2 separate regions of the Homo sapiens genome follow, and region 2 is linked to region 1. A link is an interaction called in ENCODE POLR2A ChIA-PET data of the cell type or tissue named here. Cell type or tissue: Panc1. All regions are shown on one strand. Links, peaks and the distances in the headings refer to the core of each region. The heading gives the core; the rest is flanking DNA.

Evidence for each region. ChIA-PET counts read pairs that join two places held together with the same protein. Peaks named below come from ENCODE experiments on the same cell type or tissue, not always from the same donor. Only the 100,000 strongest peaks of a DNase experiment are listed, where the experiment ranks them.
Region 2: POLR2A ChIA-PET joins it to region 1 with 13 read pairs; 2 of 35 experiments call an interaction of 5 or more read pairs at or near these places.

The regions. Positions count from the first base shown.
Region 1 is chr11:8,109,358-8,112,273 of GRCh38, forward strand. RIC3 (RIC3 acetylcholine receptor chaperone) reads right to left here. Exons shown (of 6, transcript NM_001206671.4): 6 at 1-1,780. The coding sequence ends at 1,341. Among named protein-coding and RNA genes, the nearest start is that of TUB, 30 kb to the left of the region's middle. In Panc1, for the core only: no CTCF peak of the experiment used is centred there; no DNase peak of the experiment used is centred there; H3K27me3 peaks cover 212 bases.
Region 2 is chr11:7,975,745-7,978,660 of GRCh38, forward strand. It overlaps the pseudogene COX6CP5. Among named protein-coding and RNA genes, the nearest start is that of EIF3F, 10 kb to the right of the region's middle. In Panc1, for the core only: no CTCF peak of the experiment used is centred there; DNase peaks (open chromatin) are centred at 1,727 and 2,007; H3K4me3 peaks cover 392 bases; H3K27ac peaks cover 2,099 bases.

The DNA of each region.
Region 1 (2,916 bases), core at 231-2,730:
TACATGTAAACTGAATTCACACATACCTCATGATGTAATTCATGGGTGCTATCTTGTCTCAAGAAGACACACGTCAGATGCAGTAAGGAGAAAAGGCCTTTAGTTTGGTCAAAATCCTCCCAGTCTTAATCTAGTTGCTGCTACTTTCCCCAGCTCTCTCAAAAAGACCCAAATATCCGAGTATGGAACACATGGTCTCTACCCCTGGGCACTGCTATATTGGTTCTCTGCAACAGACATACTCCAACTTCCCTCTTGAGTTGGCACTTTGTATACAAGATCAGTCCTCATTTGTTTCAATTTATGGTTCTGAGAAGAAATTTCTCAAAGGGTGCAACATTCAGAAACAGCTTTAGGTAAGGACTGTCCATAAGCACACAGATTCTCTCCCCTATTGCTGGCTTCCTGGCCTTCTGAGCTCCTCATGGCAGGAGCAGAATTCACAATCTTGAGCCCTCTTATAGGGTTGCAGCCTCCTCATGGCAGGACCATCCCTGGGCAGGGCTTCCTGCAGCTTCAATGGCCTCAAGTCTTGACTCTGCAGGGCAGGGTCTAAAGTCTCTATCTAAAGCTTCCTCTGTCCACTGAAAACCAGGAGTGCAAAGGTACTTCTGGGCTTGGCAGTTCTGTTAAGCAGAACAGGGGTAAAGGAAGCTAGATATCCAGGTAGTATCAGAGTAAAACAGTCCCCAAACAAGCCTCTGGGCTCATTCTCAGATCAGTGGGAGTCTTCCCTACTCTGGAGAAAAGAGGATGTCTGAGGCAGCATCAATGTTCCTAGGAAGACCCTCGCTGCGAGGAAGAGGCTTCAGCTTAGACAGCAGAGTCTTACCCTCCTCTGGGCCCATTAGCCCCACAAACAAAATGTTCTCTTCTCACCAGGGGACTACTAACCTGCTCAAGGCCCAAAGAATAAGGGATCTTGGAGTCTGAAATCTTCATTCTTGCAACCTTAAGTCCTCATCATCTGTAAGCTGATGTTCGTTCACAGGTGAACTATCTGTTACACCTACCAGGAAGAGTCAGACCTTTGCCCCTGAGTGGTCCCATCTGTAATTACAATAGACCAAACATAATTACTTAATGGATCAACTTCTCTGATAGAGGAAAGGCAGGAAGAGAAAGAGCGAAGCTGTCCTGTGTTCACACTAATGTCCGTGTTTTACAAGGTGACAGGTGTGTGAGCACCAGGAAGGATACATGATATCCATGATAGTGGCCTGATAGCTATGACACTTGAACACAGTGAAGAAAGTGCAGGGCACAGGGCCAAGAAGGAAATCTGAGGAGAGAGAGGTCACCTTGGGACTTGAGTAATGGATACTTCAGACTGGCTGTTTTCACTCTAAACCCTGGGGGTTACGCTTCCTCAGCATGCTGCCTGTATATGCTTTATCGGTGCTGATGCCCAACCCTTCATCTTTAAAGTCTTGGGACCACTCTTCTTTGGTGGTTTCCTCTTGCTCAGGGTAGCTATCTGCACTGAATCCAGCATTCTCTGCCAAGACAGCAGGATCCTCGTCTTCATGAAAACAGCAGGAACATGTTTCTGGCTTTGGATCACACGAGGTAACAGAATTATCTTCCTGGGCTCTGGGGTCAGTGGGCAGACTTTCCCAACCCAAATGATCTGATTCTTCCTCTTCTATCATTCCCATTCTTTCAGCTATTTCTTCAGCAGAAAGTTCTTTTGGGTCAGGGTAATCCACCAAGATTGTTTCTTGCCTACGCTTGATACAGTCTGAAAGGTCATAAATTGGGTAAGTCTCTTCAGGGTAACCTAGAGAGAAAAGTAGCACAAAGTATTACAAAGAATGTCTCCTCAAAAAAAAAAAAAATAGTGTCAGGTTCAAAGAGGATTCTCAGGCAGCAGCCATCCTATCCTAACAAATCCATTCAAGACATCTCTAAGATTCCAATAGTTCTAAAGTTTTACTTGAGCAAATTCTTAGCAATCTGGCTATCCCAGTGCTCTTTGAAATACAAACTAATTCAGATGAAAATCCCTTCTTATGTGTAGGGTGCTTGGGGCAGAGTTAAGTCTTATACCATGTGTTTTTGCAGTACTGATGAAGATTAAACAAACAACATGAGCCTTTAGTTAAAACAAAAAAAGCATCAAAACCAGACAGAGACAGCACAGCTCCAGGCTAATGTTTATAATTTCTATTTGGAACAATTTCCAAATCTTCCTTGGTGGAGTGGGGAGAGGAAAGGAATGCTAAGCTCTTTGAAAAATACACCATGAAGCTTTCTATTTATCCAAACAATTGAAATGGCTTGCAAGTGTCAAAAATAGAGAGCACTTTAGCAAGGCATGCCCAAGATCCCGAAAGGACAAGCACTGCATTTTCGGAAGACAGAATTCCTGTTGTTGGCTTCTTCATCTTCACAAAATGGAACAAAAGAAAACAACAAACTGGCAAACAAAATGAGTAACACTGGTACTGAATCCCAGCTAGGATAATGAGAAAAGAGAAACTGTTGCCAAATTACCAAACTAAATGAAATAAATCTGTGTCCGCCAAGCAAGCCTGAGCAGCAGATGGGCCGTGCTGGAGCTCACACACCAGTACTGGCACCAGCGGCCGTAATCACGATACAGTGCAGAAAGCTGGAGGATTCAGAACCCATTTGCCCATTATGATAATTGGCAAATTCAACCCTAACGTAAACCATTTTTTGCCTACAACTGTGACAAATAAGTCTTTTTTGGTGCAATGTAGGGTGTGTGTGGAGACATTTCTACATTTACTGCTTTTTCTGACTATAAAAATCATACAGACTCATTTGTAGAAAATTTGAAAAAAATACAGGCTAGTTTAAAAAAGAAAACACAAATCACCCATAATATCTTCACTCATAATAATTTGCTTTTTTCTGGTCTTTTTTTAACCGTATATACACATATATTTT
Region 2 (2,916 bases), core at 230-2,729, 130 kb before region 1:
AAATAGAACTTCTACAGATGAAGAATATAATTATTGAAATCTAAAATTCAATATACAGAACAGATAGCAGCTGAAGTCAGAATTAGAGAGCTGAAGCTATGGCCAAAGAATTTATCCAGACAGCAGCATAAACGGATAGCAGATTGAAAATATGAAAGCTTAAGAGACATGGAGAATAAGGTCAGGAGAGGCAATATTAAGAGCAAATGGGCCGGGCGCAATGGCTGATGCCTGTAATCCTAGCACTCTGGGAGGTCAAGGCAGGTGGATCACTCGAGGTCAGGAGTTCGAGAGCAGCTTGGCCAACATGGCTAAACCCTGTCTCTACTAAAAGTACAAAAATTAGCCAGGCATGGTGGTGCATGTCTGTAATCCCAGCTATTCAGGAGACTGAGGTGGGAGACTTGCTTGAACCCAGGGAGCAGAGGTTGCAGTGAGCTGAGATCACACCACTGCACTCCAGCCTGGCAACAGAAACTCTGTCTCAAAAAAAAAAAAAAAAAAGCAAATGGCTGTAAATTTCCCGAACCAAAAAAAAAAAACAAAACCACGAATCTATAGATCCAAGAAGAACAATTTATCCCAAGCAGAATACATAAAAAGAAAGCCACCTTAAAATACATCACAATGGAACAGCAGACTCTAAAGACAAACAGATCTTGAAGCATCCAGAAAGAAAGGACCACAAAGAAACAACAAAGCAAAAAAGAAGCCAGAGATGGCAGAATGTTTTGAAAGTACTAAGATATTATAACTGCTAATTTAGAATTGTACATCCAGGAAAACTGTTTTTCAAAAATGAAATCAAGCCAGGCACAGTGGCATGTGCATGTAATTCCAGCTACTCAGGAGGCTGGGGCGGGAGGTTCCCTTGAGCCCAGGCAATACAGCGAAAACTTGTCCCTTAAAAAAAAAAAAAAAATGAATGAATGAATGAAAGCAAACCACTTTCACAGTTTTTAAAAATGTGGACTACCAAGGGAACTGCTCTAAAAAAAAAAGAGAGAAAAAGCTTTACTTCAAGTAGGTGAAAAGATTTCAGAAGAAAGTCTTAGAACAGGCTGTGCATGGTGGCTCACGCCTGTAATCCCAGCACTTTGGGAGGCTGAGGTGGGCGGATCATGAGGTCAGGAGATCAAGACCATCCTGGTCAACATGGTGAAACCCTGTCTCTACTAAAATAAAAAATAAAAAAAATTAGCTGGGCATGGTGTGTACCTGTAGTCCCAGCTACTCAGGAGGCTGAGGCATGAGAATGGCTTGAACCCAGGAGGCTGAGGTTGCAGTGAGCCAAGATCGCCCCACTGCACTCCAGCCTAGTGACAGAGTGAGACTCCATCTCAAAAAAAAAAAAAAAAAAAAGGTCTTAGAATAAAGTCTTGTCCTAGAAAGACAAGAAGAAATAGTGTACAGAGAAAGTGGTAAACAGGTAAGCAAATTGAAACATACTGGGTGTTAGCCTTATAAATATAATACTAATAGTGTTTACATCATGTGGCTAGTTCCTCCACCCACGGGAAATAATGAACAACAGTGTATAAATCAGAACGGGAAATACCAAAGTGAAAGCATTTTAAAGTCCTTTTAACATCATCGGTGCCGTTCTTTAAACAGAGTTAATGCATTAAAAATGCATAATAACTTCTGCACCTGCATGCAGCTGGTGCAATAGCAATGCCTATTTCTCTGTCCATCTGGAAGGAACTTGCAGAGGATGATGCAATACCATGACTATCATAGCTTCCAGTGCCTTGATGAAACCTCAAGGTTTTTGGCCTTTTGGCCAAGCATCTGCCATTTCATACTGTTGCAGCATTTGTTGTGTCCTAGGAGTTGCAACTATCTATAAGTTTGTTGTGGCTAAACCATGAAATAAGGCATATATAGATTTCTGCAGAAATTATAATTCTACAAATGATTTTGAAGAGATGAAAAAGGTTGGTATCTTTTGGAATGCAAAGTGATATTGGAATGTAAAGAATTTCTGGGGATTGTGTTCCATGGAAGTTTGTCACTGGCCTACGTTCCTGAACTGTGAAACATGAATATGTGGGCAAAGGAATAGTTTGTTTTGATAGATTAACAAATATGAAAAAAATGCATGATAAAATCAAGAGCTATAATTAAAACACTAAAATTGGAATATGTGCTTCCTAAGTAGTAGAGAAACAGGAAAAATAAGAACATGCAATCAATCAATAACCCCATTTAAAGGCCAAATATAAGGAATGGAGACAACACAGGGGCTGGGCACAGTGGCTCACATCTGTAATCCCAGCATTTTGGGAGGCCAAGTTGGGTGGATCACTTGAGGTCAGGAGTTTGAGACCAGCCTGGACAACATGGTGAAACCACATCTCCACTAAAAATACAAAAATTAAAAATTAAAAAGAACACAGAAAAGTGAACCAAATAAAAATCAAAAATTAAATGTAAGAAATTAGTCCAAATACTCAACATAGAAAATGCTAATGGACTAGACTTGCCAATGCAAAGAGAGAAACAGATCAAATTGTTTAAATATTTAGCTATATGTGTTTATAAGAGTTACACCTCAAGCATAAAGATATGGAATGGTTGAAAGTAAAAAAAAATATGAGGAAAATATATGTGAGAAAATGCTAATCAAGGGAAATCTAGTGTAGCTATATATATTTTTATTTATTTACTTTTAAATAAATAAACTATGAGGTAGGTACTAGAAGGTCAAATATGAAAACAACGTGATCCATGCCTGAAAAGATGTAGAGTTTAGTAAGGATAACAAACAAAGAAATGGATCATTTATTCCACTTTAGAACCAGACAAAAGAGGAAATTCACATTTTAGGAAGAATGTATAGTCCTGAAATATAACCAGTCTATTTTTATTTATTTTTCAAGACAGGGTAACCCTGTTGCCCAGGCTGGAGTGCAG